Linked DNA regions of Homo sapiens: region 1 is linked to region 2. Evidence: chromatin loops called from intact Hi-C (ENCODE). Cell type or tissue: heart right ventricle. All regions are shown on one strand. Links, peaks and the distances in the headings refer to the core of each region. The heading gives the core; the rest is flanking DNA.

Region 1 (15,778 bases), core at 3,228-11,227, 150 kb before region 2:
TGACAACACTCCTCCTCAATGCGCTCTGCAAAATGTTATCACTACCTTAACCATTTAGGACTGAGACATGAAAGGATAAAGAAACCACAAGACTGCACTGTCCTCTCCGTGGATATTGAACAAAGCAGCCCATATGTTTCTGGCTAAAAATAACTAGTGGACAGCTGACTTTTATATACCTATATCCACATCCATATCCATATCAATATGTACATCCATATCTACATCCACACCTGCACCTAAACCCACATCCACATCAATATTCACATCCATATCCACATCTACATCCACATCAATATCCACATCTACATCCACAACCCTATCCACATCCCTATCACATCCACATTTACATCCAAATCCATATCTACATCCACACCCACACCCACATCCACGTCCACATCAATATCCACATCCACATCTATATCCACATCTACATCCACATCCATCACATCCATTTATATCCACATCCATATCCTATCTACATCCACACCCACACCTACATCCACATCCATATCCACATCTACATCCTTATCTATATCCACATCCATATCACATCCACATGTATATCCACATCCACATCCTATCTACATCCACATCCACACCCATATCCACATCCACATCTACATCTGCATCTACATCCACACCTACATCCACATCCACACCCACATCCAGCTCTAAGTCCCTGGCCTGTAGTCATTTGTTCTTACAAATAGATTTGCAATCATACTTCTCTGAAAAAACCAATTTCTATTCCCTAAATAGCCTTGTGAATGTTCACAAGTCTAACCTGATGTGGAATATCATGCTCTGAGTTTCTTGGTCACAATTTATGCCAGTGGAAGAACTAAGGCCCACCACCAGGGAGGAAGTTCTTAGGTGGCTGGAAGTAAGAATTCTAAAGGTTCTAGACTGCCACTCATTCACATATATGAATAAAAGAATATAAATTCAGCCGGGCATGGTGGCTCACACCTGTAATCCCACTACTCTGGGAGGCTGAGACGGGAGGATCACTTGAGGTTGGGAGTTCGAGACCAGCCTGGCCAAGACGGCAAAACCCCAATCTCTGCTAAAACTACAAAAATTAGCCAGGTGTGATGTTGTGCACCTGTAATCCCAGCTACTCGGGAGGCTGAGGCATGAAAATCACTTGAACCAGGAGGTGGAGGTTGCAGTGAGTCAAGATCGCGCCACTGCACTCCAGCCTGGGCAACAGAGTAAGACTGTCTCAAAAAAAAAAAAAAAAAAAAAAAAAAAGAATATAAATTCATGGGTAAGGTGTGAAAATCACCTCTGAATTTCTGATTTTGTTGGCTTGTTCATAGACTTTTCCTTGTGTCTGGATGACTAGTTTCCACTGGGTGAGCAGCTGCAGCAGCAACTTCAGGGACGAATCAAGGAGTGTGTGATGCATATCATTTACTTCCCGGAGCAGGAAGTTGGTAAAGCCAAATAGTACATCTTCCCTCCAATCTGAGAAGTCAACAAGTAAACCCTGAAGAGAATTTTGTGCAATATGTCGCAATTCATCATCCATATGAATAGAGAGCCTGTGAAACGAATAAAGGAAAATAAAATCATTTACTTTATTAACTGGTCTTCTAGAGCTAACAAGGATTAATAGATATTAATGTATATCTCTTCTACTTGAGTCTGAAAATGGGTCTCCCTTATTTTTTGCTTAGTAAATGACTTACATAAATACCTTTAAAAAACTTCTAATTTGGCCAGGCATGGTGGCTCACGCCTGTAATCCCAGCACTTTGGGAGGCTGAGGCAGGTGGATTGCCCGAGTTCAGGAGTTCGAGGACAGCTTGGCTAACACGGTGAAACCCCGTCTCTACTAAAAATACAAAAATTAGCCAGGTGTGGTGGCACATGCCTGTAGTCCCAGGTACTTGGGAGGCTGAGGTAGGAGAATGGCATGAACCTGGGAGGCTGAGGTTGCAGTGAGCCAAGATCGTGCCACTGCACTCTAGCCTGGGCAACAGAGTTAAACTCCATCTCAGAAAAACAAAACAAAACAAAACAAAACAAACTTCTAATTTTAGAATTACTGAAGTGCTGCAAAGATAATACAGAGTTTTCCGATATAGCGTTCTTCGGGCCTCCCCTAATGTTAACATCTTATATAACTACGGTACACTGATCAAAACTAAGAACTTAATATTGAGATGAAGCTATTAACTACTTTACTCAGATTTCACCGGTTTTCCAATGATGTCCTTTTTCTGTTTCAGAATGCAATCCAAGATACCACACTGCATTTAGCTGTACTGTATATGAACACTTTTTAATACATCACTGGCTACAGAATAATAAATTAGTATCGAATCCTATTCTTAAGGATGAGGAACCTGAGTACTGGAGAAGCTAAAGGACTCATCCAGAAGCTCAGTATAAATGAACAATCAGAGTCAGGCCTGTGGTCCTAAATCGGTTTTGCTCCTTGGGATATCTGGCAATGTCTGGACACATTTCTGGCTGTGCACCTTGGGGTGTGGTACAGGCATTTCTCTAGTGGGTAGAAGCTAGGGATGCTGCTCAACACCCCAGAATCCTAAGACACCCTACAGGACAGGTCCCTGTGACAAAGAATTTTCTGGCCCAAAATGTCAATAGTGCCAAGGTTGAGACATTTTGAGTAAGTTAACAGAATTCTAGTGTATCTGTGGTTTAATCTAGAACAACACAATAATATTAAATCTTGACATTGGTAGGATGGATTACTGCTAACATACTGCTTTACATATTCATTCATTTATTTAATAAGCAAAGGCTTTTAAGAGAGACCCTCCTAAGATTCAGTCATCACATGCCCTATGTACAGCACTTAGGATATGGAGTTCGGTGTGGCTGTGTCTATTGGGTGAGGTGCCTGCAAGAGTGAGGTGTGAGACAGTGCTGGAGAGGAAGCAGAGGCAGCTCAACTGAAGGGTCTTTGGGCCACTCAGGGAGACAACACAGCAGGGAAGGGATTCAGAGTGTGTACTCTGGAGTCAGAATGCCTGGATCAGGGTCTTGCCTCTGTCACTTATTAGCTACGTGACTTCAGGCTAGTCACTTAATCTCTAAGCCTCAGATTGGTAAAATGGGGATACTAACTGTAACTGCATTCCATAAACCTGTCGTGAGGGTCACTGAATGATCCATGTGCAATATTTAGCACTTCACAGAGCACAGAGTAAGCACTCAGTAACGTTAGCTATTATTAGAAGAAAATGAATTGTATCCTGAAAGTTATAGGGAAAGAAACATGATTAGATTCACGCTTGAGAAAAGAGAGTCAGGCAGGAATAGGGAGAATGTCTTGGAGAAGAAACAAGGCACAGACCATCTAAGAGGTCACTGCAATGACTTAAGCAACAAGTGGTGAGGGCCTGACCCAAAGCATAGAAGTGTGGTGGGGCAAGGGCAGACAGAGGCCAAAGATATTTAGAACTCAGTAGCCTGGAGGTGTTCAGTGGCGGAACATGGCAGAGTCAATGGGGGCTCCCATACCCAGGACAGATATTATCACCAACAAATACAAGACAACATTGTCGCCCAGAGTGGTTAAGGAATTTGCTCAAAGTTAACAAAGGGAAGAGCCAGGAATTCAATTTAGGACTTCTAATCTTTAATCCAAAATACTTCTCACAAAACAAGCCTGACACAAGTCACCCCAGTTATCACTCTCAGATAGTATTTCAAAAGTTTGATAAGATAAGCAAACTCTTGTCTTATTTTATAAAGCATAAAGTACACCAATTGGTCCAGTTTGACAATATAAATCAGGTAAAAAGCTCTTTAGTTCACAGATTTACACTGAGCCAGGGAATATATTTACTGTCTCAAAAGCATGTAAAGTTCTACACAGACACTGAGAAGGAAGATCTAAGCTAATTTTTCAGGGACGTCTTATACAATTAAATCTACAGTTCTTCAGTAGTTGCTGAAAGAAGAATGAGAAGGCTTTAACCTGGGCTTCCAATCTAGAATTGTCTAAAACAGAAGTTTTCAAACTTTCTTTATATTTCATTCAGCAGCATATCTATCTTTTTTTCCAACAAAAGTTTATATAGAGCTCTGTGGTGGTGAATTTTATGTGTCAACTTGGCTGGGCCTCAGTGCCCAGATATTTGACTGACATTATTCTGGATGTTTGTGGATGAGATTAACATTTAAATCAGTGGACTTTGAGGAAAGCAGTTTTCCCTCCCTCATGTGGGTGGGCCTCATTTGACCAGCTGCAGGACTGACTAGAACAAAAGATTGGACTCCCCTGAGCAAGAGAGAATTCAACAGCCTTTAGACTTCATCTGCAACACTGGTTCTTCCTGGTTCTACAGCAGACTGTGTTTGGATTCAAACTGGAAACTTGGCTCTTCTGAATCTCTAGCATGCCGGCCTTCAGACAAGAATGGCAGCACTGGCTCTCCTGCATCTCCAGCTTGCTGGCCCCCCATGAAGGTTTTGGACCTGCCAGTCTCCATAACTACATGAGCCAATTCCTTACAATAAATCTCTTTCTCTCTATATACATCTTATTGTTTCTGTTTCTCTCTGGAGAACTCTAATACAAACTGCAATATATAGATACATAAAGCCTGAGCCACTCTGGTTAAAGCTGGGGTAAAAGGCCTGAAGCCCACCCATCTGGGGAGAAAACACTCCTTCACTCGCCAAGCAGCTGAGTCATCTCTGCAGTCCATGGTTTGAAAACACTAGTTTATGAAAAGCACTTGAAGTCATTTCCCCATCTTATGTTTATTATTCTAATTTACTATATTTATACCTGTCTATGGACCTGAAGGTCTTAGAAAATAAGCTTCCACAGATAACAAGCCACCGTTTTTAGGACAGGTAATAGTTTAGTAACCAGGAATTGCAGACACTACATAAATGTTAACTGATAGTAATGACAGTGTTCATAATTTTGTGTCTCCCACAAAATTCATATGTTTAAGTCCTAACTCCCAGTACCTCAGAATGTGACCTTATTTGGAAATGAGGTCATTGCAGATGTAATTAGCTAAATTAAGGAGAGGTTGTGGGCCCCTAATCCAATATGACTGGTGTCCTTATAAGAAGGGCACTTTTGTAGACAGACAACACACGTGGATAATGCCATATGAAGATAAAGGCAGACATCAGGGTGATGCTTCTACAAGCCAAGGGATGCCAGAGTGCCAGCAAACTACCAGAAGCCATGTGAGAGGCTTGGAGCAGATTCTCTCTCATAGTCTTGAGCAGGACACAACCCTGCTGACACCTTGATCTTGGACCTCTAGCCTCCAGAAGTGTGAGAGAATAAATTTTTGGTGTTTAGGCCACTCATTTTGTGACACTTTGTTACAGCAGCCCTAGCAAACCAATATAATCATGAAACCAGACAAGCACCAAGGACGAAAGCCATGTCATGGTCTATTTTCATGAAGCCTTTAAGTAAGGGCCAATACTTTCAGCTTTCCAAATGAGATTGATTCTACTCGTCATCTAACTTTGCTCTCACGCACAATTTGCAATCTAGAATCTGTTTTAACTTCAAACCCACAATGCAGGATCATTTTCAGGACTCTTGGAGCCCCAGGGCAGTGTAGTCCTTGCTATTCTTGGTGGCCATGTCTCTTAAAATGACAGTGTTTACATGCTCTACCACTGAAAGGCTCAAAAATATTCCTGGAGGAAGAAGACCAGGGAGGGGAAAGGGCTTCTGGGATAGAAGGCTCAGCTGGTTATAAAAGTGGAATGTTTGTAGAAGAAAAAGGCCCAGCTGCCACAGAACTGAGACTGAATGGAAATCACCTATCAAGACGAGTCTGTGGGTAGTAGGTGAGGGGTAAGGGGAAGAAGCTGTGAAGAGGACAAAGCTCCCTCCCTGTGTCTGTCCCTCGAAGCATATAAGCAGAGGGCTGCCTGTCAGATACAGTTGCCATCTCTTCCACTCAGTTCTTCCTCATTTTTACTTTTGTTAGATTTTGACCAGATAATCAAGATCTTGTGAAACACATGGGATTTTACATTATAAAGCGGGAAAAAAATAGCTATCTAAAAGGGAAAGGAAGCCTTGGAGTTAAATGAGAAAGATGTCCAGCCATTCTGACTACTCAGGAAAGTAGCGTAGAGCTGGCCTACAGATTTACAAATCCTATTAGATCTCCTTCTCTAGCAAGGATGAGGGTGGGGGACAGCAGTTCCCCCAGCTGGGCCATCTTCATAGAGAAACTAGACCAGGAAAGAAAGAACAGGTCTCAGCTGCAAATTAAACAGACGCAGTTATAATTTTAAAAACTGTCCTTTGAGAGAGTTTGGTGGCAACAATTAAGAGGGAACAGAAAGACTTTAAGAGAAAGCAACTTGAGAAGATGTCTGGCTAGCTTGGGGAACTAAGGCTAAATTTCTGAAAAGCTGATTTGGCTCTCAGAAGCCTAAAATAAAAGAAACCAGTGTTGCCAATACCAGTTGCAGCTGCCCCTCCCAGGCAGCTGGGATCAGGAGCACTAAGCAGGCCTGGCATGATTCTCACTGCTCACGTCAGAAAGCGAATGCATAGCTGTATTCTGCACAGGCCACGTGTGCCACTGCCAATGGTCCTGGGCCCTGTCTGCGGTGATGGAGAACAAGTGAGTGGTGTGATCACAAGGGCACGTGCTGCTCAGACAAGGGTGCTACTGAACAAGTCAGGACATGTCATAAAATGAGGAAATAGAACTTGGACAAAGCTGCCTTCTTTGTTGGTCAGATCAGAAATATGACTTTTAATGGAAAACACTTGTGTAAGGTAAGCTTCAGATTCTGATGGAATCAGCTTAGTAGCTTTTAATAATGTTCTTGTACAGAGATACATGAAAGAAAAGGGGTGATTTCAAATTCACAAACCATATCCAGAAGAAAAGATAAATTAGGAGAAACATCCTCCTTTGAACTAGGCAAGATAAGCAAAAGCTTATTAGAAAGAAGTGCCCCACAATGTCAACAAGGGCCGTGGAGGAAGAAACACTGAAAGTGAAGCCCAGCAGACAAGGATTTCCAAAAGAAGGAGCTTGAGAGAGGTGGACTGTTCACCACCAGGGTAGTTCACCAGAAGGGGTGGAAATTTCTCCTTGGAGGCTATTAAAGAATGAACCCCCATCTATCTACAGTGGTTCGAACTATATCTCAATTAAAATACAGAAATATGACTAAGTGAATTATTGAGGCAATATATACAATTGAGACAAGTTCTCTTTCAGCTACTCCAAACAACTAACCACTTTCCACAACACAGGCATATGTGGAAAAGGGAAAGCAGAATAAATGTTTAATGATTTTTAGATACCCTAGAAGACTGTGGAATCTGTGTATGCATTATCTTAGAAGTTTCTACAAATAATAAGGAAACACCACATAAAACGTGTTTATTATTTTGCATAAAACCAATGACATTTGGAAAATTCTATAAATTTGGGCAATCAGATTTACCCTTCTGAAATTCAATGTCCTTATCTAAAAATAAGAATGAACATGTGCCCAGCTTACCTAACATAATGTATATGAAATGCATTGTATAGCACGGTGTATGTTCTTTGAATGTGAAGATATCTAAAAATAATAAACTAACATTTGCTGAGAGCTTTGAAAGAGGAGGGTGAATACTCAACAGCAAGCCCTTGGTGCATGCAAAGCACTGCAGGAAGTGACAAGGAAAGGAGCCTGTGGACTCCTAGTGAAAGCTCCCTCTTGTGGTCAAATGACAGAGCAGGAACTATCTAGGAGAGGAGAACGAGAGAAAAAGATGGCGGCTGCCAAGGGGAGACAGCTGCCCTTTCTATCTGGAGAATCCTCAGGGATCCAGACAGCTGAGCAGGCCAGGCTCTGCAGAGAATGGGAAGGAAGCACCCCCATGGATCTCACCACAATGTCAGGAGGGCCTGTGAAGCTTCCATGGAGCCACATGGAAAGGTTCTCACACTTGGCCATATTATGAGCTGGCTGAGCAATACATGTAAAGTCAAAAATCTAGTAGCTTGAAGAAGGCAGTTTTCCAGCTTCGTTGTATACACTGTTGTCATGTGCAACATACTAATATGTGTCTGAGGTGTAAGTGTCTGTGGTATTCAGCCATTACTCAAAGTGCAGGAAGGGCCTGGGAGCAGCTGTGTGGGACACACAGTTGAAACTCCTTACAGGGAACTGAGCTGGGAGGGATGGACAACCTGCATGAACACTGCCCTTATTTTACCAATTATGAAAAAAAACAAGGTTTTAAATAAAAAGTGTACCACGGATGAGACTGTGAAGTGTCAGAAATAACAGGTCTCACTCCTCTCTGACTAGACCATATATTATCTCAGGTCAATTGAATCCGAAGGCAACTGGACTGTGGGGGTATAAAGTAACTGAAGACTTCTTGTGTGGCACTTGAAACCCACATTTATTGCTATTGAATTACTTCACTTTTGTCCTCTGACCCTCTCAAGGAGATCTGAAGAGGGTCATTTTCTCACAGGTTAATAGGACTCTATGTGCAGGTCGCTTACTCTAGTTATCCTTCCCCCTGAGGAGAACAGCCTCTGGCTTCTTTTGAAGCTTATTAAAAAGGTCCCTTCATGGGTTTCCCATATAAGTCCAGTCATTTCCTTGATTTCTCCCTAAGACTTAGACTCTCAGGAATATTTATTTGTTCTGTTCCCTCAGAAAAAAAAGAAAAAAGAAAAAACAAAAAACAGCATCCATTGCTTTGGGCTTGGTAAGAATGTAACTTATAATAAACAGGACGCACTATAAATAGCACTAGCATTCCAACCACATCTGACAGAATTCCCTCCCAACACGCCTGGCACCATGGTCTGGGGGTTTGGGCGTCACTGGATTGGGCTGTCAAGGTGATTCCAGAGGTAGGAGCCTCCCACTCAGACTTATAGCAAAATAGCATTAGAGACTTTACCAGAAAGAGAACACTGCATGCCATTCAAAAAACTTGGTACTTCAAAGGCCTCAGTGTATATAATCACCAATTAGACTTCTATTGAATAAAGTGAACTTTCCTTCTACTTCAATTTAACTGAAAACTTTTTCCCTGCAGACGCCTCCTCTCTCTAACCACATGTCTTGTCATCTAGCCCTCGCAACAGTCCTGAGGTAGGCAGTCTCATTCCAATTTCACCAAAATTTTACCATGGGAAAAGGATAGGCTTGAGGGTTAAATAATTTGTCCGGATCATGCAGGTAGTAAAATGGCAAAGGAATGAAGGAAATGAAGTTCAGGCTTTTAGAGGATTGTTTTCTTCCCATTCTCGTGTCCTGCTTCCTCCATGTCTGTTAGATGGTGGCCGTCTTTGTCCAGACAGTCATGAGGCCTTGGAGAGGGGCTTTTCGCTCAGCCACCTGTGCTCTGGGGAAATACACGTCTCCTGGTCATGCCACCCTCTCCAATGCTGTCCACAGCAAACTGACAGGCTCTCCTTTATGTTTTCAGTAGCTCTAGCCCTTGTCTCACAGCTTTTCTTTATTCTCAGTCTCTGCCCTCATCCCGGGTGACTCAATATTAGCATGGATGACCCTTACAGTCTTAGTCTCTCTTTCCCTCAGCTTCCCCCAGCCCCTAAATCATCGTGTTCATTATTCTTTGGAAACCCACTCTTTGTTCCTCCACAGGTCTTCCCCTTGCCCTGAACTGGAAAGCCCTTTTTGATCCAGGATTATTTTTTCCCATTTCTCTCTGCTTTCCTGCTTCCAGGGAATGTACTCTTCACTCATATTGTGGTTGCTAGGTCTCAAAAGTTACACCCTAAGTGTGGACTGGAAGGAAGAAGGATCCACGGCTGGAAGGCTGCTGATGACAGCAGAAAGAGACTACAGGGCTGGGTGACATTGGCAGCCAGAAGGTGGAAGGCTGTGGTTAGAGAGCACAACGGCTTGAAATCATGGTTTTGAAGGTAACAGACCTTCAGGAAACCTTCACATTCAGCACTGTTCTTGTGCTAGTGGTGTCAGGAAGGAGGAAGGGAGTGGCTGTGTCCAAATGCAAATTAAAGAATGGGAAAGGGCAGTAGTTTCTAAAAGCTATTACTAGATAGCAAGAGGTAATCAACAGAGGGACCCAAGCTGGCTGCCCACGTAAGAGAGGACCATGACCACAATAACCAGGAGGTGCGGGGCTCCACAGGGACACTCAGAGCCTCAGGAGGCCACCAGATTATGTGCAGCCATGTGGGGTGGAAGTTTGGGTTATTTATTTGAATATTGATGGGAAAGGTGCTCTCAGAAGGTGAGAGGATGTGAGTAAACCAGGCTATGTGTAATGCATCATTCATTCAGTCAGCATGACTATTTGTTATCCTTCTCCAGGCTTTTTAAAAATTATACCATAATCAGATTATAGAGCCTAAATTGACATTTTTTGTCATCTTATTCGCCAGCTTAAAATTTCATCAGTCCAAATGCCTCAACAAGTACTTAAGATTAGCTGAAAATCTACCTCTTCAGTCTTATTTCAATTTCCTTTCATCATTGGGTTTGTAAACTATTTTCTCTTTTTTCCCTCCAAACCAATGACTTTTGTTCTTCCTCATTCCACACATCCCACGTGTCTAATAATTTTGCTTTCCAAATTGCAGTTAGGTTATGTCACTTTTGATTTTTAAATTAAAGACATGCATAACTGTCAACTGGAGCTCCAGATCAACATGAGATAACTAAGCTTACTAAATTATAATAAGATAATTTCACTCAAAGAAAATAAATTTTAGGTTCTCATTGGATTGTGCATTGGGAAGGTGATAAATATGATTTGGGGCAGCTTTCTGAAGCACTATACTAAAACTAGTTAAGGATATCCACGACCTGCATTCTTGTCCCCATGGGGGTCTGTGGGCCTCAGATTGGGTATCAGACTCCGAATGAACTCTTTTTTGGCCAGACCCATCTCATTTCCTGGTTCTACCTCTGTGCCTTTGCTCATGTCTCTGCCTTTACCTTTCTGAACTCTACCTTCCCTTCGAGAGGAAGTTCAAGTTCCACCTTCTCTCAGGAGTTATTTGTTGCCTTCCCCAGTCCATAGTAATCTCTTACCCACGAATCATGTATTGTATATTTTTGTGCCATTAGTTTGCACAACACAGGCTTTGGGTTGTTAGCGACCTTACGTGCTTACGTATTTGCTTCTAAGTTGGATTTTAAACCCCTTGAATATGGGAAAAATAATTTTTAAAAATTTGTTTTTTCCTGCCCATACCCAGTACCTCATTTGGTAAATATTTGTTAATTGTAAACTACCATTCTATTTTTTTTTCAGGAGTCACAACAAAGGATCGAAATTAATTTTGGCCAAATAATATTCTCACCTACCTAGCCAGTAAGTCAATAAGTTCAAGTTTTGACATCCCATCAGGAAGCAGTCGAGGAATAGCAGCAACACAGGTCCTGAAAAGATCTATTTTTGGCTTTCTCTCACCCCTAGAATTAGAAGACAAAATTTTAAAATAGGTCAAAAAGCTGTGAAAATAAAAACAAAATGAATTAAGTGCATGAACAAAGACTAGAATCCATGCCTTCTGAGTCACAGCCTGGTGTTAGCTCCATATTACTCTCAAATGTTTATGCCCTTTGTAGCTTGACCAGTTCTAATAAAACTTTAAGTAATTTAAATGTAAGACAGAGGTATATATCTGAAAAGAAAAATGCTGATATCAATAGTATTTTGCCTTGAATTTGCCCTTTAGTTGGGTCTAGTCCAGTTGCATTTAAAATACCAGAATCACAGAAATGGCTAAGTACATCCACATGAAGAAATGTATTTCATTCAGCATTTAAAAATGGAGTATATATATATGGAATGGTGCCTTTTGTAATTGTGATATCTAGCAGCTTCTCTCCCTGATGAGTTATGCTTCTCCCCTAGAGCTCTTTGTCCTGTTTTTAAAAATTTAAGTGCTTCCAAAATAAATCTTTCAAAATAAGTAAAATTCTGAAATGTATATAGTTGTGCACCCATTTCTGACTTTTAAAGTGATACCGATGGGCCTCACCTCTATGGAGATTTCCTTCTCTATTTTTAATTAATTTCTTGAGAATATGAATGTTTAATGATAATTAATGCCTTCTGCATTCTGTTGGAAAATGTGAAGGAGAAATATATATTTTGTGTTATTTCAATTTTTAGTTGTTTTAATAGGTAACTGTTAGATTTTTAACCACTTATTTTATCTGTAACCTTTATGGAATAAACTACCCACCAAAATCTTTCAAATGACCCAAGTGATAATATATAACAGCATATCTAAAGTCTGATGACTTAGTCTTCTGAGCATAAATATAGAATCAGTACCAAATTAATGTGATCCAAGGACACAAGCACAATAATGAAAATGCAAAATAGCATAAAAATAATTCCTTTTTGGAACAGTAACTGTAGTCAGAATAGAAATGCAACTAGCAGAATCAATCCTCTGTGTAATCTAAAGATCATAATCAAGCAGCAATTTTGCTCTGTGACATTACCTTTTATTGTGCTTTTACAAGTTTGTTAAGAATTAATAAAAAATTGTTTATATGAAAAATAAAACACATAATATGTTGTCTTCCAAAATAATCTGCTTTTGTGGGCAGTCATAAGATTATTTTCTTAATAATCTTATGACTTTTGTCATCCATAGAGCTTTTGCACGAGCTGTTGAGGACCCTGGAGAAGAGGAAGCAGTTGCACAGGGCTTTCCAATCAGCCAAGGAAAGAAATGTTTTCAGATATCCTCAATAGCTGTACAGTGTTAGAGCCTAGAGATCTCTTCTAATTGTTCATTTGTAACACAGTGAGTAGTTTAAACAGTTCTACTAGTTTGCTCACCAGATGTTTTTAACAGCTGGGATTATTTTTATATCTGTCGGAAAATGGATGACCTTGCCTGGCCTGAAGTGTAAGGGCGAACTCTGCCAGACTTCCAAGATGATAAAACAAGCCTAGATTAGAAACTAATTGCTGCATGATTTCCTCTTACTACTGCAGTCTTTGCTGTCTGGCCTTTTATGGGAAGCATATAAATCCCCAAAATTATATAATTAAGAAAATATATTAACAGATGTTAAAATTATTATTTATTATTCTTTACTTGTTATTTTCTTTCTTCCTTTCTTTCTTTTTTTGTACTAGCATGAACCACAAAAGGGATATGGAATAAAGACTGAGCAACACAGAATGTTCAATGTTCAAGTTCTTACCCTGCGTAGGGCCTGGGAAAGTGGTGGCCCAGCTTCAAATATCAACTCCAATGACTGTTCCATTAGTGTTGTGTGGGCCTCCACCCTCTTCTCCTAAATGCTTATATGATTCCCTAACATTTCTCTTCTTCCTTATTTTTTTTTTTTAAGAAATGATGCAATGAGTTATTTAGGAATCTGCCTTGAATTCTAGCACGAAAAATATTTCTAGCCCTATCTGGAGGTCTTAAGATGTTTGAATAGGAAAAAGTAAAGAAGAACCTTAGAAAAAGTTTGAACATTGATTAAAACATAAATAAAATGTTTACATTTAAACATGTACCTTTTTATGATTTTGAATATAATGTTTTTGTCCTGAACCTATCTTATGATGCCTATTGATTACGAATATGGTTGTCCTTTAAAGCTCTTTTTTTTTTTTTTTTTTTTTTTTTGAGGAAACAGCTATATGCATTTCTTTTTGTTTGTTTTTGGAACAGTTTCACTGTCGCCCAGGCTGGAATGCAGTGGTGCAATCTTGGCTCACTGCAATCTCTGCCTCCCGGGTTCAAGCAATTCTCCTGCCTCAGCCTCCCGAGTAGCTGGGATTACAGGTGCACGCCACCATGCCCGGCTAATTTTTGTATTATTAGTAAAGATGGGGTTTCGCCATGTTGGCCAGGCTGGTCTTGAACTCTTGACCTCAAGTGGTCTGACCGCCTTGGCCTCCCAAAGTGCTGGGATTACAGGTGTGAGCCACCATGCCTGGCGTAATGCATTTTTTATATCTTCTACATTATAAATTGAAAATGGCTTTAATATATGCAAGAAGTATGGAAAAATGAGGTTGAAAGTTTATTGATAATCTGGCAATTTGTGAGGTAAGAACTAGAACTGTAGATAATATTTTTAACGTTATTAATCTTGGTCAATATAAATTCTGCTATTATTTCGGTTGAAAAGTCTAAAGCAACATCATCTCATACTATTTAAATCGAGTAATTGGTGAGCTGCAGGATAATATGCATTGTATTATCCCACTTTTGTGGGGAAAAGGAGGTATGTATACACATACATTTGTATTGACATAAGGAAAGGTCTGGAAGGAATCACATTGATCCAAGAAACGGCTGCAGATTTCATGTGAGGCTCTGAGGAGGCTTTTATTTTAACTTTAGATTCTACCAAATACATATTTTAAATAATTCTGCATTTTTGCCTTTGCTTTAATCACGAGCACATGTTACTATCACAAAAAAAAATGCACACCACAATATGAATCTCTCTATATAGGTAACAATCTTCAGATTAATTCTTATATTTGCAGTTGAAAATGATGGATGACAGAAGAAATTTACCTAATTATATTTTTGGAAATTATGCCACAGCTATCAAATGTAATTTAATTCATAGCCCAACAACACAGTCCAAACTTTCTTAAAATATAGAATTATAACTTAATCCTAGTTCCTGCCATAGTTAAACAAAAACAGCAAATGCAAGTTCTAATTGTCAATCTAGATCTTCAGATTTTGAATAAGAATACTTGATTTGAATACATTTGAAGCTACGCATGCTTTCTTAAAATGCTTTCTGTGATGCAGTCTGTGATACAATCACACAGAAACTATGAAGTAGGAACTGTCACGAGATGTATAAAGATGGAATGTCTGTAAATTTGGGATGTCACTATGTCACATGAGTTGTGATGGTGCCTGGGAACAAAATGCCATTTCTGAAAAACATGGACTAGTGGGTCATGGTCCTCATTTTCTAACTTACTGACCTAGTGATACTTGAGATATAAATAAAATAGATCAATCACAGATATGACCTTATTTTTATAGTTAATCAAATACTGTGAAGGTTTTTTTTTAACTATCTTTACTACTTTTTAGAACCCTAAGAAGATGAAAACAAAATACAGAATAAATGAGAATACTCTCTACTTGTGTTTTCTGGTTAATCTTTCACTGATAACTTAGTCTTTACTGTACTCACGTGATCATGTCTTCCGGTTCTTTGTTTAACATCTGTACATTAGTCAGCATCATACACCTTCCTACTTCTTTATCAAGGTGCCTTAAAATGTTGTCTACAGCTTTTCGTACTTGAGAGTAATATAAGGACATGCCTGAAAAACATGCATTATAGTTATACCTTCAACTGAATCTATCAAAGGATATCCTGATTTATTCATCCTCTATAATATTTTTTACTGAAGACCTTATGAGTCAATGACTTCCTTGAGCAAAAGGGCTGTCTGATTCAATCTCATCTGCACAGCTTTTAGCATAGTGCCTTGCACTTAGTAAGTGTTCACCAGATAATCATTTTAATTCAATGTATAGGAATTCTAATACTCAATTGGAAGTATTTTCCAGAAGAGTTAAAATAATAAGAAAATACAAAATTCAAATTAAAGCAATTTGAATTTTAAAGTTTCTAGTTAGCATAAGAAAATTCACCATCATTAGTGATTATGTAAATAAAGAATAATTCTCATTGGGGGTTAGGACTTTAATAACTCCATATGGCCCTCTGAAATATATATGTGAATTTTTTTAGTAAAATAAAATAACTTCATATTATAAATTTAAAAATGAAGAAAAACATATTTTAG
Region 2 (15,778 bases), core at 3,004-11,003:
TTGAGGCTTGGGGCTGGGCTGTATATCAGAGGGCATGCATAGACAAAGCTGAACAAAGGGGCACACCTACTGGGCACCTGCTGGGCACTTCTCTAAAAGTGGCACTGAGACATCATTAGGATGAATTAGAACTAGGGCACCAGTTAACCCGGGCCTGCATGCTAGTGAAAGGAAAATTGCGCCTCTCCCTCAACCCTGCTCCAGACAACTGAATGGTGACTTCAAGAACAAATATTCAGGCTGGGTGCGGTGGCTCACACCTGTAATCCCAACACTTTTGGAGGCTGAGGTGAGTGGATCACCTGAGGTCAGGAGTTCGAGACTAGCCTGGCCAACATGGTGAAACCCTGTTTCTACTAAAGATACAAAAATTAGCTGGGCGTGGTGGTGGGTGCCAGTAATCTCAGCTAGGAGGCTGAGGCAGGAGAATCGCTTGAGCCTGGGAGGCAGAGGTTGTTGAGATGGTGCCATTGCACTTCAGCCTGGACGACAAGAGCATAACTCTGTCTCAAAAAAAAAAAAAAAAAAAAAAGAACAAATATTCAAAGGATATTAATTAGAAGGGGAGTGACATTGTAGACCAGACCATGCTCCATCATATAAAAGCTGTATTGTTGGCAAAGTTGTTGAGCATCTCATGGCCTCATTTTCCTCGTCTGTAAACTAGTGCCTTGTCACACAAATCTGTTATGAGGATTACATGAGTGCCTAGGCAGATGACAACTGTTATGTAGCAAATCTGTAGTGAGAAATGAACCCAGAATATGCAGCACAAAATGCCTCCTTAACTCCATAGTCAGGTTAGAAAAAGAGAAGAGAAGGAAAGAGGAGAGAGAGAACCTGTCATCATAGAGAGATCCCTACCCCCAACCCCCTCTGCTGGCTACCAAGGTAAGGTAGACCTGCCCACAAGGCTGGAAGTTTCGGAAAGGTAAAGAAAGTCTAAACACATGCACATACAAACACTATTACTTAACATTTTAGTAATATTAAGTCATATAACATTTGGTGCCCAGGGTAAACTTCCATTTGATTAGAGGTTCCGGTTAGGTTAGTATCATCTCAAAATTTACCTAATTTAGTCTTCTCATCAACCTCTCAAAGTAGTGTCTGCATATTTGGATATCATTAACCTGTAGTCAAAACCAGGAGATGTTGTGGTTCATACATATTTTGTACACATAAAGATTCGACTTCAATTTCTGCAGAATAAGGTCATAGCACACTTAGTATTTAATGTATTTAAAGACATGTATGCAAAGAGAAAACATGACAGCATTTACCTCATGCCCCTTAGCATGAAAGCATACAACACTAATGATAACTTTATTATCCTATTTTTGAATATCACCAGCAACCTGAGAAATTATTTACGTTCAGATACAAACAGGTCAAATATAAATGGCCACAATAGGAGCCAACTATTAATACATAATTATAAAATATTAAGTCCCTTCTGAAGAAGCAAAAAATGGCATTTGCGGCTGGGCACGGTGGCTCACGCCTGTAATCCCAGCACTTTGGGAGGCCGAGGTGGGTGGATCACCTGAGGTCAGGAGTTCAAGACCAGCCTGACCAACATGGTGAAACCCCATCTCTACTAAAAATACAAAATTTAGCTGGGTGTGGTGGCGGGCACCTGTAATCCCAGCTACTCGGAAGGCTGAGGCGTGAAAATTGCTTGAACCCGGGAGGTGGAGGTTGTGGTAGGCCGAGATCCTGCCACTGCACTCCAGCCTGGGTGACACAGCGAGACTCCATCTCCAAAAAAAAAAAAAAAGGCATTAACTTTGCATATTATTATTTACCAAAAATGCAGATACATAATGCTTAACAGTATAAAAAACAATTATATTTATATCAGTCGTCATCACCCTTTAGATTCGCCATCTACAGGAGAACTAAGAAAATGCTGGTTCTTCCCTGTATGAATGATAATCTAGCAAAACAAAAAAATAGAGCATTCTCATAGTTGTATTAAAGTTATTGGGTGATACTCCTATTATTTGGTGATAAAAATTAAATACCTTTTATGGCTAGAGTGAATATTCCCACCAATGTTACCAATCTGATACACAAAAATAAATAGTAGGGTTTAAGTAATAAGGGAAAGATCAACTTTTCCTTAAGATACCATTTAATGTACATAATTATTAAAACCTATAATTTTCAAATCAATGAAATTGAGGAAAACTAGAAATTTTGGATAGTTTTTTAGCGCATGCTACTTAAATTTTACGTTTTTTTCCTTCTAGGTGCTAAAATTTTTTCTTTCTAGGTATGACCATGTTTATAGTTACCTATTAGCAAAGGTTGAAGGGCTGGGAATCAGGAAACTCATGATTCTGCTTTTTATTTTGATCCCGATCCTATAACCTTGGACATGTTATTTATCTACTAAAAGAAGAACACTATTTCCCATCCCCAAACTGCCTCATCTCTTAGGGCAAGCCAATCTTTGGTTTTCTATACCACTGGGAGGAACCATTGCATAGGAAAAGCAGAACACTGGGTAATAAATTATTCTGTGTAACTCTTTGGCAAACATTATTTAATTTTTTGGCAACAGATTCACCTTCTTGGTTATGTTCTAATAAAGCTCATGTCAAGAGTATCCATGAAAACACACACTGTCTACTGGCAGGAGAAGCTGACATAGGACCAAAAAATAATTGGGGATTAGAAAGCGATAAATCAATATAAAAACGATCAAGCTGTCTACTGTGAAATTAATGAAGTAGTATCAAAGTGCTTTGTTCAGCTTAGAGGAAAAGCAATAGAAACTATATAACTAGACAATTCTTGTAAACCAGGAATAAACAATAGTCACACGCCAGGTTATTACAACTGAGATTAAGGACAGTGGTCTAAGGAATTAAGGATATGTTACAGCATCACTTCATTTGGAACTACCACTTTAAAAAGAAGTGTATACCTCACTGAGCATCACAGATTTCACCTTCAAAGACTTCAAAATGACCATCTGTTCATGGAGCTGTCTGGTACAGACCCCAGGTTTCTGCCTTTTAGAAGATGGTGGTCTAAGCCCGACAACAGTGGAGCAGAAAAACCCATACATCACCTTTCCTCCCACAGACGATGTTTAACCGTACAGTAGTAGAAAATGTGACTCTGAAGGAGCAAGTATATTTTAGAGGACAGAGAAAGTCTTACAAGGCGTGTTTTTAGAAAGGGTGGGAAATCACCACCCTCCTTTGACCAGACAGGCAGGGCTTTGTGTAGGAGGGTGGGGCTGTCAGAAACTGTCTGAATGATGGAAGGCAGCAGCTTAGCAGGCTAGTGGGAAGAGCGACTCCAACTGCACGGCTCAGCTTAGGAGGCAGAAGTGAGGTCAAGAGTAATGATCTTTGCAGACCGTCCACAGGGGTGAGATCACTCTGAGAAGCCCAAGGAAACAGAAGTGGAGGGTCATGATTCTGACCCTCAGTGTTAGCTGTGGAGAAACTCAAGCTCATGGTCAGATAAACCCTGCTCCACCCAGTAATGGCCTCAGTGATCCACTTATGTGTTTGACCTATTTCTTTCTCATTTATAAGGTACACATGATTCTGCCCTTTACATAAGGTTGTTTCATGATCTTAAAGGAGATTATGTAGATGAAAGGGCTTTGTATTCCCAGGATGCTAATGTTAGATTCTCAGGGCTCCCATCAGTGTAAGAATCAGACAAATAAGAGGGTGAGTGGTCCCTGCTCAGCCCATCGCCCTTAAAGACACATGCTGGCACCTTCCCTCATTGTAATAGCCTGCTGGACTTTTAGTTTTGGGTTTAGGGACATGCCAGGGGTGTCCTGCTGTTTAAGTGGCCATTCATCAACTCCAGGAATGTGCTGGTGGTTTGCCTGAGTCTTATCCAAATGCCACTCTGGCCTTTGGATAAATACAGGATGGGTGGCAACTGTGGTCAAATTACTACTCCACCCTACCACAAGCCTTATTTTCCACCTTCTTTGCTCCTCAAGGGAGTTTCCCCTTTTTCTTATCCTTTAAAATTATTTTTAAATATTTATTTGTCTATGAATTCTTATATCCTTACCTTGGTATATGATTTTCCCATATATAATTTATATTTTGTGTTCATTACAACAAGGGGTAGCAGAAGCATAAGGGAAGGGACATGGACATGGGCCTTCACCAGACTTCTGGATGAAAGATGAGATGACTAGACAATTCCAATAGTGAGAAATGTATTAGGAAAAAGGCTGAATACAGAATAAGCACAGCAATATGCTCTCCTTTGGCTTTATATCTACACTTCCAGAGGAGGAAACTGAAATTTATCAGGGTAGGTCCCGCAGCAGAGTAATGACAGTAACAGTAACAGTGATTACTACTGGTCCTGTGATAACAACAAGATTGGAACTCCGATCTGGTGCTAAGCCAGTGATGTCCAACAGAAATGCAATGCGAACCACACACGCAGTGTTCAATTTTTAAGTAGCTACATTAAAATAACCAACAAGCAGGTGAAATTAATTTTAATAATCTGTTTTGTTTAACCCAATATGCCAAAAATCATTTCAATAATTAATGAATATAAAAAATATTAGTGAGACATTTAATATTTTTTGTACCAAATAGTTGGAATCCAGTGGGTATTTGACAGCACATCTGCATTTGGACTAGCCACATCCATCTTGCAGCCATTGTACACAATATTGTACACAATAGCTACAAGTGGCTAATGGCTCCCTTATTGGACAGTGTAGTCTAGCATGTTCCTAAGTATTTTTGTGCCATGAGCCCTTTTGGCAGTCTGGCGAAGCCCATGAGTTCCTTCTCAGAATAATGTGTTTACATGAATAAAATGTGGAAGACACAGGGTGACAAAGAAAGCAATTATTTTGAAACATAGTTATTCAACTATTTAAAAAAACACAAAATTGTGGTATCGTATATACCTGCTTCTTCAAATGGTGCTTTAAATAACATTATCCAGAGGCGTAATAATTATAAGAAATTTTAAATAAAAGAATGATCATAAATAATATTTCAATATGCCTAAAGCAACTGTAGTGATGATGAAAATATCTGTGACTTCAACTGATAGCAAATTAACTTTGAGTTGTGGAGTTAATTTGGTGGGTCAAACCAAGACACTTTCCTAATGACATAGAATAGGAGGGAATACATTAGAGGGCATCATTCACAGTCAGGTTGAGTACTGTTTCATGAAACCTCTGTTATATTTGTATGTATACATACACACGGTTAAATACTGGGTTGCAATGTAAAATGTACTTTATATTGCGAGTCATGGTTTTAAAAAGTTTGAAATCTTCATACTCTGCTAGTGAGAATGCAAAACGGTTTAACTACTATGGAAAGAATCTGATGGTTCCTCAAAGAGTTAAACATAGAATTAGCATACGACCCTGTAATTTCACTGTGTACACATGCCCCAAAGAAATGAAAACAAGTTATCAAACAAGTATATGTACATGCATGTTCATAGCAGCACTATGCGTAATAGCTCAAAGTCTTCAATGTCTATCAATGGATCAATGAATAAACGAAAGGTGGCATATATATGTAATGGAATATTATTAATCCGTAAAAAGGAATGAAGTTTGGGAACATGCTACAACATGGATGAACCCCCAAAATGTTATGCTAATTGAAGAAGGCTGGATACAAAAAGGTCACATATGGTATGATTCTATTTATAAGAAATATCCAGAATAGGTAAATCCATAGAGACAGAATGCAGATCAGCTGTTGCCAGGGGCTACGGGGAGTGAAGAACTGGGAGAATCTGCTTAATGGTGAAGGGGTTTTTACTTTGGAGTGATGGAAATGTGCTGGAACTAGATAGAAGTGGTGGTTGTGTAACACCACGAATGTACAAAATGTCACAGAAGAGTCACCTTAAAATGGTTAATTATATGTTGTTTCACTGCAATAAATTATTCTTATTTTTTAAGTTTGAACGCCTTTGTTCTAGAGGGTCTTTCCATTTGTAGTGTACTCATTTGTGGTGCTGCTACATCCCCACCTAGTGGTAGAGGCACCTTCTGTCTGGACTCCAGGACTCAAGATGCCTGACTGCTAGGAGACCACTTTCATATCACAGCGTGAGTTCAAGATCTGAGGTAACACCTAGGCCCATGCCTAACTGGGATGAATATTTCGTGTCTAGACATTGACAATGATAACCGTCAGTCACCCTGAGCTTCAGGCAGGAAACAAGGACAGTTTTAGTCCTGGCCCTGATATATTTCTCAAGTTATGGAATCTTTCTGGGATTGACTTATCTGTCTATGAAATCAAAACAATACTCCCTACCACAAGGTTATGGTAAAGGTTAATATAAGGTAGCATAAGAAATGCATCCAATACCAGTAGATGCTCATAAAATGTTAGTTCTGTTCCTCATCCTTCCTGATTTCTAAAGATACTTGGTATGAACTTAGGAACCTCCAACAATATGCATCCAAGGGGGCTCCCCCAACTTCTGACTGTCACTGGAAGAAAGAAAAAGACTCTGGGTGTCCAGAAAAAAAGTGGCAGGGACCTGGAGTGATTATGAAAAGGAGAAGACAGAGTACAAGCAGAGAACCCAGGACAGAAACTCAATATGATACAAAGTCAAGCGACAAAACAGCAGCAGGGACCTGGTGAGCACCAGGTATATAGAGGGGAGGGAAGAGAGAGGTAAAGGGTCCAGCAGACATTCTCGTTATTGCCACGAATGCTACCTGAAAGTGACAGAGACAGACAGACAGACACAGACACACACACACACACACACACACACACACACACACACAGAGAGAGAGAGAGAGAGAATACCAAGAAATACAGAGAGAGAGAGAAAGAGAGAATACCAAGAAATACATAAGGCAAAAATATTTGGATATTTTTGCAAGTGGGCTTGCATGAAAGATTCCAACTTTACAACATGTTCCATAAAATGAAATGGAAGGCTCTAAACTGTGAGACGTGGTTGCAAAAAAAAAAAACCAGAAAAGACGGACACCAAATCATGAGTTTTTCAAATGATGAAGCCAAAGGGAATAAGCAACTCAAAGGGTAAACATGGGAGGAAACAAATCACGAAACTAATTTGAAATCAAATAGCGTAAAATTACCAGAGCAGAAAGCACTTGCTCCCACGTCAGAATATTCAGGATTTGTAGGAAATTCTATAACGTGGTACAATTTGACTTTGGAAAAACACGGGAACAAAATCAAAACAACATTCTTACACCCTTCTAAGAACACTGGCAGGGTCAACGGGGAGGTGGTGAGTGGAAAACCCCACAGGCAGGTCAGGGAAGCAGACCTCCCCACCAGGCCTTCCTGGGCCCAGCAAGCATCCCTCACTGCAACAGTCATTTCTGCCCTGTGCACTCCACAGCCTTCCTGCTTCCCTCCTCCCATCTCGTTCTCAGGGACGACCCTGCCTCCTACATGGCACCGGATAGGAAGTCCCATTTTTCTGCCATCAAATCCACAAAGCCACCTTTGTCCCCTCTCCTGACCCTGTTTCTGCCTCCTGCCCAAGATTGTCACTCCTATGGGTCTCTGGCATCTTAACCTTTCCCTTTCTATAAAATCTTTCTTGCCTTTATGAAAACATAGCCAATACCTCTTGTCTTACAAGCAAACAGAAACAAAACAAAAACCCTTATCTTATCCCACATTTCCTTCCAATTCTGATATGGTTTGGATTTGTGTCCCCAGCAAATCTCACGTTGAATTGTAATCCCCGTTGTTGAAGGTGGAGCCTGGTGGGAGGTGATTGGATCATGGGGTAGATATCTCATGAAAGGCTTAGCATCATCTCTCTTGGTACTGTCCTCATGATGGTGAGTTCTCATGAGATCTGGTGGTTTAAAAGTGTGCAACACCTACCCCCTCACTCTCTCTTGCTCCTGCCATGTTAAGGTGCCTGCTCCCCTTTTCCTTCTGGCATGATTGGAAGCTTCCTGAGAGGTCCCCAAAAGCAGAAGCCACTATGCTTCCTGTATAGCCCACAGAACCATGAGTCAAACTTCTTTTCTCTATAAATTACCCAGTCTCAGATATTTCTTTACAGCAATGAGAGAATAGACTAATACAAATTCCTAGCCTACCTTCCTGACTTCCCAATCATCGCTTAATGTCTCAACACAGCTGCCTTTATACGCAGCCTTCAGTTCCTCTTTCCACTCCTCTTCCCCCTTCAGCCCACTTCAGGCTGACTCCTTGGCCACACTTCCACTAAGGTGACCAACAGCTTCCACTTAGCCAGTGGGCTCTTCTCAGCCCTTAACTGAAACGGCATCTCCGTAGCGTTTGATATAGCTCCACACCCTTCTTCTTGCAACTCTCTTTTTCTTGCTTCCGTGACCTTACACTTTCCTGGTTTTCCAGGTGTGGCATTGTTGGTTCCTGCCTAACTCTTCAGTCTCATCTTGCACCTTCCCTGCTACCCAGGACTCCTGCACCTCAGGGCTCAGCATTGCTGTTCCACCTGCCTAGAGGCCCTCCTCTCTTCCCTTGGCTAAATTCTATTTGCCCTTCATCCATCTAAGTATTGCTTCCTCAGAGAAGCTTTCCCTTAACTCCGTGGTCTAAATCTGGAGCCACAGTTGACATTTCTTATTGACACAAATACTTTATCACAAATTATGCATTTATTGTGCAGCTAGTTTTCAATATGCTTTCTCCCTGTTTGGACTATCAATTTCACTAGGTACATTCTATGTTTATTTTGGTCACCATCTTACTCCTATGTTCTAGGACACAAGGGGGACACAATAAACACAGCACATGTTATGCGGGGCAGGGCATTCCTTGCTGCTCTTGTTCACTCAGGTTGGGAGAAATCAGCTTGACAGATTCAGCGGCAACCAGCAGCAGACAGCTCTTTCCTCATGTTTAGTTATTTCGCTTTTACTTCGCACAGCCAAGTTTCTTAGAAACTTCTCTGTCTCTCCCTCCTAATCCCCTTCATTCCAACTTACTGCCATTCCAGCACATTGGGAATGAGTGTGTCATAACTACCAATGCCTAAGCCCTATGGAACTTTCCAGTCCTCACCCTACTTGGCCTCTTGACAGCATTTGGCATTACTGGTCAAGTCTTCTTTTTTGAGACGTTCACTTTACTTGGCTACTGTGACATATGTCTCCTCTGTCCTCCTACCTCTGTGACTATTTGGTCTCTTTGCATTAGGGGCTCCTTCTCTATCCCTTCCTGCAATGGCAAGAATAACTCAGAACTCCATATTCAGCCCCTTTCCTTCTTATATATAAATATTGCCTAGGATGAATCATCTGAACCCACAGCTTCACCTATTGTCTGACGTTTCCCAAATTACTTTTACACCTCAGACCTCTCCATGGAAGTTCACATCCATATGTTACCTCTTCACATCTTACTGTCCACCTCAATCCGGATACTCCTCAGGTACCTGAAATTCAACATGGCTTCATCTGAGCTAACCACTTTCCTTCCCCAGTTCTTACTTTCTCCTTTATTGCCTGAATGACATCATCATTTTCTAAGTCACTCAAGTTAGAAATTCAAGACTTTTCTTCCTTCTCATCTCCCAGATTCAAAGACTCAGCAAGCCCTGTTGAATCTACCTCTTAAAAATTGCTTGTATCTGTTTTCTCATCCTCTTTCCTACCATCATTCTATTACTTAAGGTATTTGTAATACTTCACTTGGATCAATGCAATAGCCTTCCTATTGGCTCAGTCCTCATGACTCCTGCCAGATTGTTACAACATTTCTCAATCCCTTTTGAGATAAAGCCCAACCCTTGGTTGCCATACAAGACCCCTTTCCACCTCTCTAACTTCATGCAACCCTGTGCTTCAGCTATAGGGAACTGTCTGCAAGTCTGCCAAAACACCAGGCTGTGAACTACTGTTAGGTCCTGCACTATACATTCTGCTTTTCCTTCCTCTTAATTCCAGCTCTAACCCTTACCCATTCTTCTGAGAAGCTCTGACTGACTTCCCCAGGCAAAGTGAAATACCCTTGCTTTGGGCCACAGTAGTACTTGTTACCTGATCTTGTGTTTGTAGTTTACTTCTCTGTCTCCCCACTAAACTGTAAGCCCCTTGATGGAAGTGGAAGGCTGAGTCTCTCATTTCTGAATTACCAGCCTCTAGCATAGTGCCTGGTACATAACAGATTATAAAACATGCTAGCTGAATAAATAAAGTTAAGTATAAACATGAGGTTTATTTTTGTGGGTGAGCTCAGAAGCATTGGGTATGACAGCATCCCTTTCAATATATTAAATATATAAAATACAATATTCTTTTGGTATGTATCTGCCAAGTGATTTTTTGTAGAAATCTACAGAAAGAGTGAAACAATTCTTTCATACAAACCAAAGGCTAGCAATCACATGACAGTATGGAATATTGTGTTTTTATTAAAATATCTAATCTAAGAGATATAAATTCTAGAGATTAATTTTGAAATCTTCTGTTACTAACCACAAAATTTCCTTAAATGCCGTATGTTCAACCCGTAGAAAACAACAAGGCAGACGCAGGATGTATCCATGAATCTTACAATGCCCTCCAAACACTTGTCAATGGTGAGGCTTAATTTTACTGGAACATGCTTACCTAGCTGATCATTCATGAAAGAACAGCTGCAGCCAAGAAAGACTTTATGTCTTACTCTGAGGTTTTCTTTTCCAAAAAGGAGCTAGCTATCTCATTAACACACCTTCACATCATGCAAAGGTCCACAATGTCTTTGAATTTCCCACATGGAGAAACTGTGGCATTTAAATTTGATGGTTATGGTCAAGGAATGAGTTCAGACATTGTTCTTGTTTTTGCAAACTTTCTTCTGAGGACCAACTGAGGTTATATCAGAGGCATTTCTTCAGAGAGTCTAGCCATGAAGCAGTTACAGTTTTATTCATTTGCTCTGGGTGGTGGTTCTTCTTAAACCCTGAGTCTACTATGTTATCTGCTGTGGTAACCAGCAGGCTGGTGGACAGGCACAGCCCCGCTGGGATATTGGAACCATTGGAACCACACAGACAGCACAGGCTGAGCCATGCCCACCCTGCACAACATCGCCTGCACACTCTGCTCCTGATAGGGCCACCACTTAGGGCCTGATACATGTAAACACTTGGAAGCATGAGAAGTGTTCGCTTTGTAACAGAAAAAAAATCCCGATATTTCTCAGGATGCATAATGCCCAGAAATAGGCCAAGAAGAGCTCAGGGCAAGCCAACTATGTCTAAAAACTGAACTGGCCTCAGGAGGTAAACTCACCCCAGGTTTTGCTTATTAAATCATTCACAACTAATGGGATAGCTCCTGCAGAAGTTAGATGTAGGTGTGAGGGAAGTCAGTAAAGAATTTGAGTTCTTATCCAAATTTCAAACTACTCTGACCCTTACCCAACTCCTATGCTTTACTTGGAGGATGAAAATAATAGCACTTGTAGGACTGATTGCTAATAACAGGCTGCATAATAGATTACAAAGGGGTTTTGTATCAGCTAAACTACTAACTCTCACAGGCTCACATTGAAGCACAAAAAGGTATGTCTCAACTTCTCTCCCATTTCATTAAACAAACGTGTGTGTGTATAGGTATGTATATATATCATTCACACACACACACACACACACACACACACACACACACACACACACACATCCTGGGGTTAACTCCTTAGCCAATCAAGAATGCAACCTTAGCAGTATAAAAAACACCCTTTTCCCATGTATTTTTAGTTAACAACCACAACAAAATAGGGCAAGTCTAGCAAAGAGCCATCTGGTTCTTTGTTACACTTTCTGAAAGGCAGCAGTGTAGAATAAGCGCCAGCCCCACACCAGCCACAGCGGCCTCCTTGCTTTTCCTTGAGAAGACCCAGCCCAGGGCCTTTGCATTTGCTCTTCCTTCTGCCCAAACTTCCTCTCTCCAGGTATCCATATGGTTTGCTCTTTCTCTTTCTTCAGGCTCTGCCTATCAATAAGATGTTCCCTGACCACCCAATATAAGGCGAAATTTCCTTCCCCTGTCACTGTGACTTTCTTCTGTTTCTATATTTTATTCAAAGCATATTTCACTCTCTGAATAATACATATTTACATGGTCTTAGTCTCCCGCCCTCCCCCACCAGAATATAAGATCTGCGAGGGAAGGAGCTGTGTCTATTTTATTCACAGCTGTAATTTTAGCACCCAGAACAATGCCTAGCATGTGATAGGTGTTTAAGGAATATTCAATAAATAAATAAATAAATAAATAAATAAATAAATTTTGTTGCGATTTAACTTATTCTGTGTTATACAAAAATGTGTCAAATTAGCAAGTAAATTAACGTCAAATAATGTCTACATTAGCAAATGCTTACAACAGTACCGCTCTGCTGATGAACCTTGACAAGCTATGGTCCATGCTAAATTAAAGGTCAAGTTTGACTGCCTCTGAAAACATTTCATTTTCTCCACTGCTCTGGATGGGTAACCCTGTGATGACCAAGGGTGATGTGCCTGCTGGATGATTCCAATCCCCAGTTCTCTAAATTTGATTAAACTCTCCCTACTCCAACTAAAAAGAGAATCAGCTCAGTGGACTGGCAGCTGAGAGATCTGGAGTGCCTCTTACCCAAACACTGCGTTCGATGGCCAAACACAAACGTGGGAACTGTCTATGTGGGAGACCAGTAGAGCCAGGGCAGCAAGTACAGAATTGGCCATTAAAGCCAAGGATGCCCAAGGTAAGGAGAAAGAGGGCATCACAGAACTGGCCTGGGTAGGTTCTGGCCTTGGACTCACACTTTCCAGGTGATTGGAGTGGGCCTACATGGGCAGGTTAGATCCATGTGAAAGGAGCTGATGAACATCACCTTGGATCCTCGGCCCTGCAAAACGTAGGCATTCTGGTTTGTAAGTGACGTTCTTTCTGGTTAGATTGAGAACAACTTCTATTTCCCCACATTATGAGTGAAATACTTTAAATGAATTTGACCTTTTAAAAATCATCAGGCAGACAACTTGAAAGGCCTTTTGTGATCAATGTGGTACAGCCAGAGGAACATTTAAGACTCAGCTGGTGAAATAGAAAACTTAGCAGTGGGCAGCATTAATCTTGTTAATATTTCCAATAAGAGTCTCACTTTATATATGCTGGCTAGATCTTTATCTATGTGTAGCTAATGGATATTACTGTTAGCTCTAGGACAACAATGGTACTGTTCTGTCCCGTTAGGTATTTTTATTGATGACTGGGATAAAGCCAGAGGTGTCATATTTATCACATTTAGGAATAAAGTGAAGGATGAGGGCACTAAAAATAACAAATAACAGCCAGGATCTCTTCTATAAATGGTTGGGGTAGGGTGGAATAATAGGCCAGATATATTAAAAATAATGTTTTATTTCAGGGTAAATGCCAAAATGCATACCCCACCAAAAAAAAAAAACTATCAAGAGTAGGATGTCTCTTCTACTATTTATCTGTTCATTCACTTTATAGTACATCTTACAATTTGTAATTATATATTTGTTTGCTCATTTGTTCACTGACAGCCTTCACTAATGTATGTTAAGTTCCAAGAGACAGGGACAATGTCTACTTGGTTCCCTGCTGTATCCCCAGTGTGACTAGATAAAAGAATAAATTATGCAAAGGATAGGAGAAGACAAGCCTAAAAAAACAAGCTGTGTAGAGACTTGGGATTTCTCATAGACTGCAAGCTCAACATCAGTCAACCATGCTGGGACTATCAAAGGTAAACTAGATGTCTAGAACATGGGATGGGACCATCTTGCCTGGTTATATTCATGGAATTATCCTCCCACTTCTGTGGGTTCCAAAAGACAAGGGTTATGTGTTAGGGGCTGACTTGTGCCCCCCAAATCCATATGTTGAAGTCCTAACCCTCTGTACTCAGAATGTGACTGTATTTGGAGACAGGGCTTTTAAAGTAACAACTAAGATAAAACAAGGTCATTAGGGTGGACCCAATCCAATATGACTAGTGTCCTTTTAAGATGATTAGCGGCCAGGTGTGGTGGCTCACTCCTGTAAATCCCAGCACTTTGGGAGGCTGAAGCAGGTGGATCAACTGAGGTCAGGAGTTCGAGACCAGCCTGGCCAACATGGTGAAACTCATGGGTCCCTGTAATCCCAGCTATTTGGGAGGCTGAGGCAGGAGAATGGCTTGAACCTAGGAGGAGGAGGCTGTAGTGAGCCAAGATTGCACCACTCCACTCCAGCCTGGGTGACAGCGCAAGACTCAGTCTCAAACAAACAAACAAACAAACAAAGGAAAGAAGATTATCACACACATACAAAGAGCATGGGAGGACACAGGGAGAAGACGGCAATCTATAAGGCAAGGAGAGAGGCCTCAGAAAGAACCAACCCTGCCAGCACCTTGATCTGGGACTTCTAGCCTTCAGAAATGTGAGAAAACAAATGTGTGTTGTTTAGCCAAACAGCCTGCGGTACCTTGTTATGGTGGCCCTAGCAAACTAATACATAGGAACAACTGTTTCACCAACCAGGAGCGTACATTGAAAACCAGGTGACTCGAGAGGGCAACAAATACTTTCTTCAAACACCTAAACAATCATTATGTGTAAGGAAATATAAGGAAAAGCTTTCTAACAAAATAACACATCTGAAAATGGAATGAACTTGATATATAATTTACTTATTTATTGAATGTATTGTTTACTGTCTGACTCTTCTGGGTAGGTGTAAGCTCTACCAGATCAGACACAGTAAACAGGTGTTCGGTAAATATGTTGAGTGGATCAATTTCCTCTGGAAGTAATGATTTTCCTGTCATGGGAGGTATTTAAGCAGAAGCTGAACACATCTGCCATGAGGATGTTATTGAGAAGCTGCATGCACAGGGCACATGGTTAGGCTACTTCAAGGTCCTTTTTCAATGTTGAAATTTTCTTAATCTGGTTTTACTTTTACTTATGAATCAAATATAGGTATTCCTCACAGAAAAGGTCTACATGTTCATAGAACATGTTCACAGACCTCAGAGAAAAGGTCTAAATTTGTTCTCATCTAAAGATTCTATCAAAGTTATCAGGGCCATACACTTATATTTTGCATTTTCCCAAGCTTAATGTGTTATCCATCCATTGTACCTTCTAACACCTGAGAAAAAATAAATTTTAAGTAAAATTGACTACATATATTGTTTTCTTAAAGCCAACCCATTTCAGTTTATTTATTTATTTTTTTAAAGGAGATAGATGTTTCTTCTGGTTCCATTTCTATTTCTTAGGTCTGTTTAATTTACAGCATGAGCTCCAAGAGCTGAAGACTGTGGAGTCTTAATAAATGTCTAAGATGAATAATTAATAATCTTAAAAATTATCATCATCTTCCTATACTCCCGAGAGCAGTGGCAGATGGTGAATTCTGGCTGTGCCTAATTCTAGCTGTGCCTGTGGCTGCCCATATATCTTTCAATAAGCCAGCATTCAAAGAACAGAATGAAACTCACAGGAATCTCATGAATTCTGCTGTTGTTATTCCAAAGGTTCTTTTGGCAGAGACCCTGAGCCAGCAGATGAGCTGTATACTTTGTCACAGCAATTCAGTTAAAAAAAAAAAAAAAATCACCAGACGACCTCACAGCAGTTTAAAAAAAAAATAGGCCTGTCCTTGAATACGAAAGAGTAAGAAAGACAGGACACCCTCCAACTTCCACTCCAATGAAGAAGATGAGTTCCAATGTTAATGTTAAGATTTTAGGTTTTTCACATAGCTCTGAAATACTGAGGATTACAATGTTCAGGTAAT

The links. Peaks named below come from ENCODE experiments on the same cell type or tissue, not always from the same donor. Only the 100,000 strongest peaks of a DNase experiment are listed, where the experiment ranks them.
Region 1: a loop joins it to region 2, with 2.5 times the contacts of the local background. A loop is called at or near these places in 20 of 110 quality-filtered maps.

Annotation. Positions count from the first base shown.
Region 1 is chr13:32,156,784-32,172,561 of GRCh38, reverse strand. It overlaps FRY (FRY microtubule binding protein), which reads right to left. Exons shown (of 61, transcript NM_023037.3): 16 at 15,157-15,289; 17 at 11,311-11,418; 18 at 1,292-1,550. Among named protein-coding and RNA genes, the nearest start is that of FRY, 130 kb to the right of the region's middle. RefSeq lists an enhancer at 6,104-7,303. In heart right ventricle, for the core only: a CTCF peak has its summit at 7,709 (motif pointing left); a DNase peak (open chromatin) is centred at 6,551; H3K27ac peaks cover 7,622 bases.
Region 2 is chr13:32,010,048-32,025,825 of GRCh38, reverse strand. FRY-AS1 (FRY antisense RNA 1) reads left to right here. Exons shown (of 4, transcript NR_103839.1): 4 at 1-1,780. Among named protein-coding and RNA genes, the nearest start is that of FRY-AS1, 14 kb to the left of the region's middle. RefSeq lists a silencer at 5,936-6,035. In heart right ventricle, for the core only: CTCF peaks have their summits at 3,274 and 6,013 (motif pointing left); DNase peaks (open chromatin) are centred at 3,283 and 6,035; H3K27ac peaks cover 1,744 bases.